Regions from separate parts of the Homo sapiens genome. Here region 2 is linked to region 1. A link is an interaction called in ENCODE POLR2A ChIA-PET data of the cell type or tissue named here. Cell type or tissue: PC-9. All regions are shown on one strand. Links, peaks and the distances in the headings refer to the core of each region. The heading gives the core; the rest is flanking DNA.

Evidence for each region. Peaks named below come from ENCODE experiments on the same cell type or tissue, not always from the same donor. Only the 100,000 strongest peaks of a DNase experiment are listed, where the experiment ranks them.
Region 2: POLR2A ChIA-PET joins it to region 1 with 5 read pairs; 8 of 35 experiments call an interaction of 5 or more read pairs at or near these places.

Annotation. Positions count from the first base shown.
Region 1 is chr1:43,264,668-43,277,227 of GRCh38, reverse strand. TMEM125 (transmembrane protein 125) reads right to left here and starts at 7,245. Exons shown (of 4, transcript NM_144626.3): 1 at 7,143-7,245; 2 at 6,435-6,547; 3 at 4,889-5,044; 4 at 3,226-4,650. The coding sequence starts at 4,505. The coding sequence ends at 3,846. RefSeq lists an enhancer at 7,111-7,614. In PC-9, for the core only: no CTCF peak of the experiment used is centred there; a DNase peak (open chromatin) is centred at 6,617; H3K4me3 peaks cover 1,973 bases; H3K27ac peaks cover 1,634 bases.
Region 2 is chr1:43,344,423-43,346,922 of GRCh38, reverse strand. It overlaps MPL (MPL proto-oncogene, thrombopoietin receptor), which reads right to left. Exons shown (of 12, transcript NM_005373.3): 7 at 294-478; 8 at 1-131. Among named protein-coding and RNA genes, the nearest start is that of MPL, 7.9 kb to the right of the region's middle. In PC-9, for the core only: no CTCF peak of the experiment used is centred there; a DNase peak (open chromatin) is centred at 1,542; H3K27ac peaks cover 1,725 bases.

The DNA of each region.
Region 1 (12,560 bases), core at 5,061-7,560:
TTTTCCTTCATCCAATGCCAGTTTAGATTTCCAGGTCTGGACCCTTCTTTGTGCTATTCCTTCTTTCTGGGATACTCTTCCTAACCTCTCTAGCTGGGCCAACTTCTTCTCGTCCCTCAGTGGCCAGCCGAGACGGGCTGTTTGGCCATTTCTTCTCATTCTTTTTCTTCTAAGGCCAATCCCTGGCTCCACACCGCAGCCAGCAAGTCCCAAATCCTATTCTGGCCACAGTACCCTACTCCCCTGGCGAAAGTCTTTCCATGTTTTCCAGTGTCCTGAGGACAAAGTCCAAATTCCTCTGCTGGGCTGCCAAGGCCATTGGACAAGTAGGAGTAAGTGAGGATAGATTTGGTGGGGGCCGTGGTGAGGGGCTCCTGTCACGGGCTCTCGCCTTCTCATGAAGAGAGGAGGCTGTCTTTTGCTGAGAGTGGTGTTTGGGGTGGGAGGATGTGGGGGTTGGGGGTGGTGAAGAGGGTGGAGAGAACTTCAGAGTCACGGTAGGAGCAGGAGCCAACCAGGAAAAGGCAGTGTCACTGAGGAGCCGCAGTGCAGATTCAGCTGAGAACTTCTTTTTTGTATTTTTGGTAGAGACGGGGTTTTTGCCATGTTACCCAGGCTGGTCTTGAGCTCCTGGGCTCAAGCAATCCACCCGCCTCAGCTTCCAAAAGTGCGGGGATTACAGGCGTGAGCCACCGTGCCTGGCCTCAGCTGAGAACTTGATAGAGGAGTTCGCAGTGACAGCAGGCTGTCTGGCTGTACAGATTTCTCTAATGGCCACTCACAGTGGGGCGGGCGCATCCAAGGCAGATGGATGGATTTGTCTATGGAGGGGGTTTGGCTGGGAGGGTGGGACCCAAGGGCAGAGGGCTAAGGACTTGACAAGTCCCTCAAAGAGCAGGTGAAATGATGGCCACAGAACCTTAACTAGATGGTAAGGGGGTGGGCAGGAGGGGGCAGTGAAGTCAGGAGGCAGCAGCTTTACAGAGGGAGAACGGAGATGCCAGTGGGCTTCTGGTTGCAATGGAGGCAAAGAAAGTATTCAGTGAAATGATTTGAGCAGGCTGCAGGCAAGAGGTTGTGGGAAGCCTACTTCAGTGATTGAGGAGGTAGACACATTTCTTCCCTGCCCGTGCTTTACCTAGCTGGTACCATCACCTGTCTCCTGTTACAGTTGGGTGTCCATTACCCTATGGGATCAGTGCCCTGGGGCCATGAGCCCTAGTCTCCATCTCCCGTCCTTCCCAGGAGAGCCTGGTGCTCACCCACTCACCCACGGCAGCTGCTCAGTCAGATGCTTATGCCAGGTAACCCTCTCTTTCCCCATTTTCTAAGCCTCTGGGCTTCTGTTTTTTCTTTAGTTTCTTAAAAGAAATATTGTAAATAGCCGGGCAAGATGGCATGCGCCTGTAGTCCCAGCTACTCGAGAGGGTGAGGCATGAGAATCGCTTGAACCTGCGAGGCAGAGGTTGCAGTGAGCAGAGATCACGCCACTGCACTCCAGCCTGGGTGACAGAGTGAGACTTGATCTCAAAAGAAAAGAAATAATGTGAGAATTGCAAAAGAGTCTAACCCTGTCTCAGATGAAAGGAAAGGGTATTTCTCCCCATATTACAGGAAAGCAGGACATTCTGTAGTCCCATATCAGGCCAGGAGTGGGTCATAGTGATAGATTGCCCTTGGGAACTCAGGAAGAGTGAGAACTGAGGTAGAGAGCAGGGGGCTTTGGGAGGGACAGATTCAGGGCCAACAGGGGCAGTGGCCTACCTTCCCTATCCCCTCCCAGCTATAGGTGGGTCTCTCCTTGCTCCTTGCACACTCATTGCCATCTGGCCATGCCGGAGTCCTTCATCCATCCAATAAAGAACCTACTCTATGTCGGCTGGGTGTGGTGGCTCACGCCTATAATCCCAGCACTTGGGAAGGCTGAGGTATGGGCAGCCACAGACAGGCTCTGAGGCAGATTTTCGTTTTAGCTTTAGGATGATCACTCTGGCTCAAGGGATGTGTGTGTGCATGGCAGGGGGAAGGGGAATGAAGAGAAAAGAGCAGAAGCAGGGAGAGAGGAGGAGGCCGATGTGCCACTCAGGCAGGAATGAAGAGGGTCCCTTCTGGGCAGTGAGCATGAAGATATGGATTGTCAGACAAATCTGTGTGAGGGAAACCAGAGGAGTTGGTGATTTGTCAGTGGACTTGGGTGAGGAGACAGTGACGGTGCCAACTAGCATTGCACCGAGTCTCTACTCTAGATGCCCCCTGAGCGTGGCACCTCCGGGTGAGAGAGAGGAGCTCATTCAAGATGAGAGGAGCAGGGTCAGTTTTGAATATGGTGGGTATGAGGCACCCTTGGAGCACCCAGGGGAGCCATTTCTGTTGTCCTTGGCGTTCTGGGACACGCCTTGTCTTTCTCTCCCAGGTCTGTTCACGCTGTTCCCTCCCTCCACTGGCAACACTCTTCCCCTCATCTGTCAGCCCCGTGTTTTCTCCAGGAGACATCCTTGACCTTTTCTGCTGAAAGCCAACTTTTTGTTGTCAGAGCCTCTGTAGTTCTACTGTAACGTTTCTTTGGAGACAGGTCTCATTTCCCTGCTTTTCTGGGCATCTTCCACGGGCTTCATGCAGTCTGCACCTCGAGAAGCAGGAAGTGATGAAACACTTGAGTGCTGCTTCCCGTGGCTCACCATCAGCCAGGAAATGGCACTGCATGCTACAGAGGGGAGATCCTCCCAGGGCTGACTCCAAGCAGGAAGTGACTCTCACCACCCTAGGGGATTTGAAACACCTCTCCCATGCCCAGGAACCTAGAGCAGGCCAGCTGGTGCAGCCACTGCCCAGACGTGGGATGTTCTGGTTTCAGAGGTGGGGCAGGGAGATGTAGCCTCCCAACCACCCTCAGGGAATCCGCTGAAGAGGCACAACCGAAGGGAGGTGCAGTTGCCAGAGAAACCAGCTGATAACACCAAACACTTAAGGCCTCATATTGAACTAGCATGTGAGCAAATGCGAAGGACTCAGGTCCCTCACCTCTCCCTGGGACTGGAAACCGACCACCTTCCCAAGGCTGGCATCCACTCCGTCCTCTCCCTACCTAAGAGGAGAAACCACAGGCCTGACTGAGGAGACCCTCAAGGCACGGTTTATGAGGCTGAGATAGGAGTGAGGAGTTTGCTTTGGATGGGGCGGGGCTTGGGGTAGGGGAGGAAGGGTCTCTGAGGTGAGATCCTGAGATGGAGACAATGACAACGGCAGCCGCCATTTTATTGCCAATCAGCCATGAGCCCCGCCTTCCATACACAATGACATTTCATCCCCACAATCGATTAACACAACCATGATAGCCATGAACTCCCAACTCCTCCAGCTGCTAGTGCTCAACGGGAGAGTCCCCTCCAGGTCTGTCTCATTGCAGAGCCCATATTCTTTCTGCCTGGCCAGCAGTTACTCTCCTCAATGAGCAGGCACTGGTGCAGTCTTGGGTGGGCACCAGTCACCCCTATGGAAATCCTTGATGGATGTTACAGGACAGGATTGGATGTGAGGGGTCTTGGAAATGGGGCTCAAGAATCTTCATCATGAGGCGTTTCTGCGCCTACTGACCTGAGATACAGAGAGGAAGTTCCATGGACACCAACACCCAGTTCCAAGGAGGCACACATTAACCTTCCCATGATGTGGATGTGTGGGAACACATGGGCTTTTAATCACACGCCATGCAATCCACAGAAGAGCTGACCCAGCCTGGGGGCATACACGCACTCATGTGTACTCAACGTTCACATGCACTCACACCCTGGCTCGGCTCTGGGGACGCTGAGGCCGCTGTGAGAAGAAGGACGGCTCTGGCTCCGTCAGATGAGGCTGGCAATGCTGGATGTGGTCTCGTGACGCCGGCCAGCAGACAACTGTCCTGAGATGCTGAAGATGCTGCCATGGCCGCCATGGCCACTGTGGGTGGAGGGAGTGGCCATACAGATGGAGGGGCAGTGTCCGCTCACACCCACTTGATACAGCAGCAGGCCCAGCAGCAAAAGCGAGCCCAAGGCAGCCAGAGCAATGCCCACAGACAGCATGGCGGCCAGCGGCCGAGCAGGGGCAGGGGCGGCGGCCAGCCCGGCCAGGGTCAGGCCGGTGACCAGCAGCACGAGGCCACTGAGCAGCACCACGAGGGCGTCGGCCCCTCCACCACTGCGCAGCAGGGCCACATGGTGGGCCTGGCGGATGCAGTTCATGTCCTGCACAGCCGAGCTCATCAGCTGTTTCACCAGAACCAGCAGAGCCAGCAAACAGAGCACAGTGCCCGTTGCTAGCCGCCATTCACCTGAGCGGCTGCTGGTGGTTGACAGCAGTGCCACGCCGCCCGCGCCACAGCCTGCCACGAGGCCCACGGCCACGACGAAGCAGAGCGCCGAGCGCCGCGGCTGCTGGGACCACCACAGCTCCACCTGCTCTGCCAGCATGTCCGGGGGCAGCCCCCGGCCCCCTGGGGCTTGAGCCTCCTGTTCAGACATGGCTTGGTCAGGCAGGGGTCAGGGTAGGAGGTCAATGTCAGGGGTCAGAGGGTTCAGATCACAGCCTGGAGCACCTGCCACCTGCTTGGCAGCTACAGGCCCAGAGTCCCATTCCTCTCACAGTCCAGGATATGGTCACCCTCACCTGTAGGGGAAGGATCACAGTCTTACCTTCCCAGCCCACCTGTCCCCCACGGTCCCACCTGGGAGCCTTGGGGATGATCCCTGAGAATCCACCCCAGTGTTCCCCCGAATCTCCCCTGGGATAGCCCCCTCTGCAGTACTGTCCCTTGGGAATGGCTCTCCAATGACCCCAGGGGAGTACCCTGCCCATAGGGTACCCCCTAAAACCCTCCAGGGAATCCCCTCACCCAGGCCCTGACCTCTCTGCCTCTGGCTCTCTCAGTCGCTGGTCCCATCCCGGCTGGCTGAGGGAGCTGGTGCCACGGTGGACGATGGGACGAACAGCCAGAGATAAAGCCTCATTCAGGATCCTACTCACATGGCCTCAGCTGTCACCACTGGTTCCTCGGGAGGAGCTGTGGGGATGGAGGGGGCGCTTATGACTTAACCCTTCTGGAACCAGAAGCCTGACTGACCTTGACACTTCTCTTTTAGGGCTGTGTCTCCTCCTTCTCTGTGGGTTAGGACCAGACCCCTAACACCCTCCCTCCCCTAACATCCCATCCAATCTCACAGCCATGAGTTTGGTAATATAAGCTGCCAGTTCCCAAATTCCTCTCTCCAACCTACATCTCCGTCCTGAGTCAATTGTCACCTTGATGTCCCTGTGATGCAACAGGTCCCAACCCAAGCTCGTTGTCTTACTCCAACCTGTTCCTTCTGCGTTCCTCACTTCAGGCATGGCATCACTGCCCTCTCAGCCAGCTCCTCCTCCCTCTGCTGTATCTAATCCACGTCCTGTCCCTGGGGCTCCACCTCTAAACATTTCTCTAGCCAGTTCCCTGCTCTCGTATCCTTGGCTCCCGCCTCCACCTCCTCACTGGTCTTTCTGCTCCCCTTGCTCTTCTCCACACTCGCCATTCCCCCATGCCATCCTCCTCCACGATTTCTCTAAAGTGGAGCAAAGGAAAAAGGAGGGCTCTGGATTTGAACCCCAGCTCCAGTCCTTCCCACCGGTAGGAACATGGCCAGGCACCTAACAGTGGCTGCTGATTTAACCTGTCCTCCAGAGGAAAGCATGTCTCACATTGGGCAAAAATAAAGCACATGAGGTCCCTGCCTTCAAGGAGCCCCAGTCTGCAGCAGAAGACAGAGACAGAAGCAAGCAGGCCAGTGCCTGTGCTAAGTGTGGGTGTGGGTTAGTCAGCCCAGAGCCCTGCAGAGCCCAGGAGAGGGGTCTGGGGGAGGGGCCAGGAAGCCTGAATGGTTCGTCTCTTAGAGCCTCAGTCTCCTTGTCTGAAAAGTGAAGACAATAACATTTATCTTGAGGGGTGGGGATGAGTCACCTGACATCTTCGTTTCAGAATTCCAGTGGGGCCTAGAGCCTGCATAGATGCTCAAAGCGTGCTTTTTGAATACATGAAAACGATGTTACCCCTCCAAGGCAGGACAGGGCAGAAGACGTAGGTCCTGGGTCATTCTGGGAATATTACTATGTGGCCGTGCACAGGTTACATCCTGACGAGGTATCTGTCCTCCCGGAGACTCCTCTGCAGAGGCTGACCCCTACCCCCGAGGTGGGCGGGGGCTGGTGCCGATGCTCTCAAGGAAGTGGGGGAGGTGGGCGTGGCCGTGGAGTCAGTCCCAGCATTCCCCTGGGCTGTGACTTCGTTGGTCTGAAAATGCTTGCACAGGTGTGCTGAGACAACGGGTGTCAGGCTGGGGGCGGGGTGGAGGTTCTCAGGGGAGAAGCGAGTGGGAGAACATGGGGGCGGTGGGGCGTTGGGGGACAATGGGGGAACTCACGAGAAGCCTGGATGTGCTGGATCCGATCCGAGAAGGCAGGGCCGAGCAGGTGGGGCACTCTAGCTTGGTTTCCGGGGAGACACTTCACCTGCCTAACCTGCACTCAGGTGAGCCTGCCGGGAGGAGGATGAACAGGTGTCGTTTCCAGGGCAGGGCCTGAGCCGATTGGCTGACGTGGCACTGCTCCTTCTGCTGGGCTGAGGCATTCCTGTGAAGGGAGGGGCTTCTGTCCGCTGCAGTTAGGGCTCGGAACACAATTCGCAGACCTGGGCAGCAGGAGGAATGTCGTCTATCTGCCCCAGAGCCTGGGCGCCAACCCATTCCACAGCTCCGACCCCGATTTAGCTTTAGCTCCAGCTTCAAAACCAACCCCTAACTCTAGCTGCAGCTGCAAACCCTAGCTAGAACTCCCAGCTTCCACCCCTGCCCCAGCTCCTGCGTCACATCTCAGCCCCAACCCCCAGCCCCATTTCCAAATTCAATTCCAGTCCCAACTCCAAATCCAACCCCTAATCTGGCTAGAAACCTCAGCCCCCAACTCCTAACTCCAACTCAAATTCTGGACTAAGGTCCTAGATCCCAACCTCACGCTCAGCCCGAACCTCGACTCCTGTTCCTGAATCCAGCCCCCAAACCCAACGCCAACCTCAAACCCAGCTTTAGCCCCAAATTCCAACATCAGCGGACCCCCAAACACAGCCCCAGTACCTCCATCCCTTGGCCCTAGGCTGCAGCCTCCAAAAGCCCCGTGCTCATTCTCCCTCAAATGAGCCCCACAGACTGGATCCTACTGGGGAAGCAGGATTTGAGTGAACAGGGAGGAGGGGTGAAGGCCTTTCAGGCAGGAGACAGGAACTCCCAGAATAAACACTTCAGAAGAAATGCCACACTCCTTCACAAGGCTCATAAAGCCCCTGCCATATACACCAGGCCAGTCATTTGCCACTGGCACCCTGCCCTCCTCTCTGCCCTTCCAGTTTTTGAACTCAAGAGTTCTCCCTTGCCTGGGATATTTGCCACTCCCCAGCCTCAGTCTGGGCAACTTGCATTCTTCAACTGAGATGCCACCTCCTCCAGGAAGCCTTCCCTGACTTGCAGGCTGGTTTAGAGGTGCCTCTTTGGTGCACCCATGGCCCCTGTGCTTCCCCAACAACTACTCTTACTGCAATATGCTTAATTGCCTATTATGTATTTACCTGTCATTCCCTGCTAGATGTGTGGTCCCCAGCAAGCAGACGGACAGTGCCTCTTTTGCTAATCATCATGACCTCAGTAGCTAGTATGTAGGACGTAATCAATACATATTTGTTGAATGATTGATTAGCAGACTAAATGATAGCATGAACTGACAGCTGTGGGGGTTTTGAGCAGGAAGCATGTGAGAGGAAGCTGGAAAGACAAGTTTGGCTCAGGCTGTTCAGGGTCTTGAAGGCCCATAGTGAGGCACTTGGGCTGTGTAAGGGGCCCATGGAGGGTTCTAAAGTTTAATAGGGACATGGTGGGAGCTTCTAATAGGCAAATCTGGCACCACACACACACCACCCTCCGGACTGGTGAAGGGCAGGCTGGCTGGAGCTGTTGTAGGCTGTCCCTCATCTCCTGGATCAGCCCCTGTGATGTCTCTTGCTTTCTCCTCCTGATGTGTATGAACTAGAAAAGAAAAACAAGATCACCCTTATCTTGTTATTATCAGTTCACAAAATAATGGTGCTCGACCTGCTTTCGCATCTCTTTGCTTTGTTCTGCGGAGATGACTGGAGGCCAGTCATAATTCTAGAACAGCCCTGTCCGCTAGAAATATAGCCTGAGCCGCCGGGCATGGTGCCTCACGCCTGTAATCCCAGCACTTTGGGAGGCTGAGGTGGGCGGATCACGAGGTCAGGAGTTCAAGAGCAGCCTGGCCAACGTGGTGAAACCTCGTCTCTACTAAAAATACAAAAATTAGCCAGGCATGGTGGCAGGCCCCTGTAATCCCAGCTACTCAGGAGGCTGAGGCAGGAAAATTGCTTGAACTTGGGAGGCAGAGGTTCAGTGAGGCGAGATTGTGCCATCGCACTCCAACCTGGGTGACAGAGCAAGGCTCCGTCTGCGGGCGGGGGCTGGGGCACGGGGAAGAAAAAAGAAATATAGCGTGAGCTACATATATAAACTTTTCTAATAGCTGCATTCAAAAATGAAAAAGAAACCCATGAGATTAATACATTTAAATTAATACATTTTAATTCCAAAACACATTTTTATATATGTTATTGATGAGCTATTTTACAGTTTTATTTTGTACAGGGTATTTTATTTTTATTTTTAAAAATAGAGATGGGGGTCTCGCTATGTTGTCCAGGCTGTTCTCAAACTCCTGGGTTCAAGCGATCCTCCTGCCTTGGCTTCCCAAAGTGCTGAGATTACAGGCGTGAACCAAAAGTCTTGAAAATTTGGTAGGTATTATTTTATACTTACAGAGCATCTCATTTATCCCAGCCACACTGCAAATGCCCAGGCACCACATCTGTCATGTGGCTGTGTCCTTACTGGATGGCATGGCTTTAGATGTCCTTTCCCTCAGAAAAAGGTCAGTGCAGTCTGGATCAGGAGGATGGTTGGGCGGAGTGGGGTGGGGAGACAGTGGTGTGGCATTGCAGGTGTTCATCCTGCCAATTTGCAAAGCATTATAAAGGTATCCCCTTTATAATAAAGGGGCTTGACTCAGAGGAGCAGGGGAGCCAGGGGCCCAACAGGGCTTGCTGGCTGCAGATTCCTCTTGCACACATCTGACATTTATTTACCCACCCTGGTCCCCAGGTCCAGTCCCAGCCAGACCCATGGGCCAGCTGTCCCAGGCAGAGCTGCAGCAGGGGACCCATGAAATTTTCCTTCCTTTACCCCTTCCCTTAGGGGTTTGAAGGGAAATTTTTGGATGGGAGAAACAACACCTAAAAGCTTCGTTGGTTTAAACATTGATTGGGCAAGTCTCTATTCTAGTTCTGGGTCTTATCAAGTAACTTGGAGTCAAGTGGAAAGGCAGGCTCTTCACAGGGCTGTTGAACTCTGTCCCCAAAGCAGAGGTTGTTGGGGTAATTCAGATTGGTGACGGTGAAGGTCAGGAGGAGGAGGTGGCCGTGGGCACAAAGCGGAAGGTGCGGACGAACCACCCGCAGATCCACAAGAAGGTGGTGAATGGGAGTACTGTGGGGAGAACACAGAGGCTGTGGGGCTGTCTCCCAGCTTCTGCCATGTTCCCACCACAGGCTGTTCTCAACCCAGTGGCCCGAGTGATTCAGTTAGGAGGTGCAGAGTCCCTCCAGCAGCCCGCCTTCCTCAGAGGAACAGAGTCCTCCCACCGCCATAAGGCCCTCTCTGGCTTCATTCCTATTGCCTCAGAGCCTCTGCACCAGCAGCTCCATCTGCCTGGAATGCTTCTGACCCACATGGCTCCCTCCCTCCCTCCCTCCTTCAGGAATGTTCTCAAATGGCATCTTCTCAGGGAGACTTGTTGGCCACCTCATCTCAAATTGCAACCTCCCAGTACTTCCTATCCCCTGCCCTTGTGTTTTATTTCCTTATGTTTCTCCTCAGCACTATCACTCTGACATGCTATATATCTGTCTTATCAATCTGAAATGTTGTCTCCTAGATTGTAAGCTTTATGAAGGAAAGATTTGTGTGTGTTTACTGTCCTATCCCTACCTCCTGGAATAGGACTGGCATAGAGTAGGTGCTCAATAAATGTTTGTTGAATGAATAAATGGTGGAAAGAACACTGGATTTGGAGCTAGATTGATCTTGAAGGTTCAAGCCCCAGCTCTAGCTGTGTAACCGGAGAAAAATTGCTTAACCTCCTTGTGTCTCAGTCTCTTTCATTTGTAAGATGGGGATGACAGAACTTAGTTTATATAGTTGTAAGGGGATTAAATAATATAATTAGGCCGGGCACGGTGGCTCACAGCTATAATCCCAGCACTTTGGGAGGCTGAGGTGGGCAGATCACTTGAGGTCAGGAGTTCAAGACCAGCCCGGACAACATGGTGAAACCTCATCTCTAATAAAAATATAAAAAATTTGCCAGGTGTGGTGGCACATGCCTGTAATCCCAGCTACTCAGGCGGTTGAGACGGGATAATCGCTTGAACCCAGGAGGTGGAGGTTGCAGTAAGCTGAGATCGAGCCACTGCACTCCAGCCTGGGCAACAGAGCAAGACTACGTCTTAAAAAAAAAAAAAAAAAAAAGAATGAATCCATTCAGCATCCACTGATCGTATCCCTCCTGTGGACCAGGTGTTGTGGGGGTGCTGGAGATATAGTGTTAAGTGGAGAGGCACTGTTCTTTCCGTCCTGAGGACAGTCTCAGGGAACAATGGGCATAAGGCATAGCACCTACAGGCTTCCAATGCCTCCAGGCACCCACTCCCTTCTCAGTGAGTGACAGTTCCCTGAGATAGACATCTTTTGGAGTATTGGTCCCATTCACCATGACCATCCTCACTGCAAGGAAGAATCCCAACGACCAGATTATGTTTTCTGACCCACCACTGCAGCTATAGTTGATTAGACAGAGCCTCCGACTCAAGCTAGGCACCTAGATAGGTGAGTGTCCTTTGTGGGTCCAGACAGCAGGATCTGCTCCTCTCAATCTGGGAAATTTTTAAAGGAATTTCCATTTGTAGACGGAACAAGCCCAACTGACCGAGAGGGAAGCACCATGACTGTTTCAGGATGGACACTCTTGGGGACTTGTTTGTACTTGTGTGTTATGTCCCGGCAAGTGAGCGTCTTTTTTGGGTAGCAGATGGCGGGGTCAGCTCCTCTCAATTTGGGAAATTCCTTAAGGAATTCCCATTTGCTGGTTGATCAAGCCCAAACACAGAAGAGAGAGGAAGCACCCTGACTTTTCAGTTTGGACACTAAGGGCTTGTCTGTTGCTGCAGTAGTTGGATAGTGTTCTGGTGATTGTGTGTATTTGATATAGGCATGAGGAATTAGAATTTAATTTGGTAATCTTTTGCAATACTCTTTGGCCCCAAAATTGTTTGGAATCTGGAGTTTGCTGTTGAATGGGAACGTGGGATGGAGTTGCATGTATCCAGGCTTTTGTTCTGCTGTTTTAAGCAGAGTCGGGCCTAGTTAATATGTAATGTTTTCCTTTGGTGCTGTTTAGCCCCAGTGTTCTTTGGAGTCTGGGGAGGTTTGGCCCTTAAAAATCAAACTGCCATGAAAACTGCTTTACCCAAAATTTTGGCTCATAGCCTTTGTTGGATTACCTATCAGGGCAAACAAAGTGTAACCATGTAAAGCCGGTGAGTTTGTATTGCTATGGCATGGGTAAAGTTCCAAGGTATAAGCTATTGAATTTTCGCTTGTGTATGTGTCTACATACCTAGATGTGTTTATTTGTATGTACACTTACTGTTATATGTTGTGTTGGCTTATAAGAGCACTCATAAATTAAGCAAATAAGTCTAAGCAATTTTCAAGTTCACATGACTTAAGTAAATCTTTACTAAACACACTGGTTTTAAAATTATTGGTAAAATGAAAATATAAATGTCTTCAGAATTGTCAGCATACATTTCTGTCTGGATTTTATATTTGTCTCTGTTACATAGTTTGAGGCGTCAGAGTTTGGCATAGAAGGTTATAAAACTATAAACCCAGCCCAAACCAAATGATCTTTGTGCAAATTTTTTGATAAGTAAGACTAATGAATGTTGTTGGTTTAATGAAAACAGCTGAATTTCTGAGTTATTAGTTAAAATACCTATGTTTTTAACTTGGAGGCTTTTTTTTTTTTTTTTTTGAGACAGAGTCTCGCTCTGTCGCCCAGGCTGGAGTGCAGTGGCGTGATCTCGGCTCACTGCAAGCTCTGCCTCCCGGGTTCACACCATTCTCCTGCCTCAGCCTCCCGAGTAGCTGGGATCACAGGCGCCCACCACCACACTCGGCTAATTTTTTGTATTTTTAGTAGAGATGGAGTTTCACTGTGTTATCCAGGATGGTCTCGATTTCCTGATCTCGTGATCCACCCGCCTTGGACTCCCAAAGTGCTGGGATTACAGGCGTGAGCCACCGTGCCCGGCCCTTAACTTGGAGGCTCTTAAGTGAGCACCTGAAGTTCACTGGCTATGAAAAAACTGG
Region 2 (2,500 bases), core at 1-2,500, 75 kb before region 1:
ATGGCCTTCTCCTGTGTATCGGAGTTGATAACAGGTCTCTTGGGCTGCCCAGGACGATGGGTGCTGCCACTCCAATTCCAGATGCCCACTGGAGATCTCCCTCCAGTGCAAGTTTGGGGTGGGGAGGCGCACTACAGGGATGTCAGCAGGGAGCAGCTTAAGTCCTTCTGTGCACAAGGCATTGTGCCACCAGAGCCATCGGTCAGAAGGGTCAGAGTTGGGGATCCTGGGCACAGGGTCAGATTCAGTGGGGGTGGGAACTATGTGGGAAGAATGAGGAAGAAAGTTCTTACCAGCCTGGTGGATCCAGAAAGGGGAGCCCAGGTAGCTGTGAACAGTACCCGGGGCTGTGGTCACCTCCACAAGGATGTGAATAATGCTGTCATTTCGTGACTTGAAGTGGCAGCGAGAGAACTGTGGGGTCTGTAGTCCTGGATTTGTTTTCTCTTCCTCTTCGCAGTTCTCCCAGATGGGGTACCTAAGACCCAGCCCCACAGAGTCATTGAATCAGGCCTGCCCCAGAGACTAATCCCAAGGCTTCCCATCCTACAAGAACGATGGCCTGCAGGGATTATCATTTAACTCCTTCCTTCCAGGGGCCTCCAGAGCTTTCCCTCTGTCTTTATGCCATGATGTTTTCTTTTTGTTTTTTCCTTTGTTCATTTGTTCGTTTGTTTTTGCTATTTTGCCATGATGTTTTCTGAAGTCAGCTTTGTTGTCTGGCCTCTTCCCTTTGAGGAAAGACCTGGCATGATATGTGAAAACAGCATGGGTTTTCACCAAGAGTTGAGGTCTTGGCTTACCTTTGTGTAACTTTGGGCAAATTACTTGGTTTATCTCTGCTCCAGTTTCCTTCTATTTGTAAAATGGGTTAATGATACCAACCTCACAGGATTGTTTCAAAGATTAAAGAACCCTCATCTTTCTGGAGAAAAATATCCTCTATTTTTAACGTGTTCTCATACGTCATTCCTCCTACTCTCCCCTATGTGTTATTTTGCTATTAGATTATGACAATAGTCTCCTAACTGGCTTTTCTGCTTCTGTTTTTGCCACTACCTTCAAGTTGTTCTCCACACAGCTACCAGAATTTGTTTCCAAAAATGTTGATGTGATAATGTCCAGAATATAATGTCACAAACTATTGATTTTGATCTTTACCACTGCTATGTTAGATGAAGCCACTATCATTCCTTGCTTGGATTAAGGCAAATTTCTGACTGGTGATTCTGCTTCTACTCTTATTTATTTATTCACAGAGAAACATATCTTTTAAAAATGTAAGTCAAATTGTCATTGTTTACTGCTTAAAATCCTTCAGTGGCTCTTCATCCCACTTGGAATAAAACCCAAACCCCTTACCAGGCCTACAGGACTCTGTGATTTGGTTTCTCCTTGCCTTGCCATTCTCATCTCTTATGATTCTCATGCCAGTTTATCACCCTTCATCCGCACAGGCCTTCTTTCTGTGCCATAGATATGCCAAATGTGCTATCTTTGCACTTTGCCTTTGCCCTGGATTGCTCTGACTGTAGGTCTTCATGTGACTCATTCCTTCTTGCCATTTAGATCTCGGCTTATCTGTCACCTCCCTGGTGAGGCTTTTCCTGGCCACTCAGTCTAAATTAGCAACACCCACCCCCCACCCACCACACGCCCCCCTTTAGTCTCTATTATAACTTTGTTCCTTTATTTCTTTACTTACTTTTCTCCCCCTCCTTTTCCCCTCCCCTCTACTAATGTAAGCCCCAACAATGCTGGAACCCTTTCCACTTTATTTATTTTTAAAAATGTTTTGAGACAGTCTTGCTTTGTTGCCCAGGCTGGAGTGCAATGGTACGATCTCAGCTCACTGCAGCCTCTGCCTCTTGGGTCCAAGCGATTCTCCTGCCTCAGCCTCCTGAGTAGCTGGGATTACAGGCACCCACCACCACACCTGACTAATTTCTGTATTTTTAGTAGAGATGGCGTTTCGCCATGTTGGCCAGGCTGGTCTCGAACTCCTGACCTCAAGTGATCTGCCCACCTTGGCCTCCCAAAGTGCTGGGATTACAGGTGTGAGCCACCGAGCCTGGCCCCTTTTCCATTTTATTTGTTGCACTATTTATCCCCAGTACCTTGCAAAAAGTCACTCTCAATAATTCTTTATTGAACAATTGAATCATGTCTCCCTCTTGATTATAACCCCTAAGTGGCTCACCGTCACTAAAATGGGTATGTTTACCCATTTAATCAACAAATAATTGATACTATGTGCCAATTGGTACTGTGCCAGGCCCTATGAGTGCATAGAGGAATAAGGTTCAAAGAGCTCTAATTTCAGTGGGAAAGACAGAAAAACAAACATGATATTTTTCTGTGATGTGCATAGACTGGCTTGGGAGCATCAAAGGGGAGCATCCAACCCAGACTGGGAGGGTCAGGGAATGCTTCCTGGATACGGCGATGTTTAGACTGAGTTTTGAACTAAAAATAGGATAGGCAAAAGGGACAAACAGGC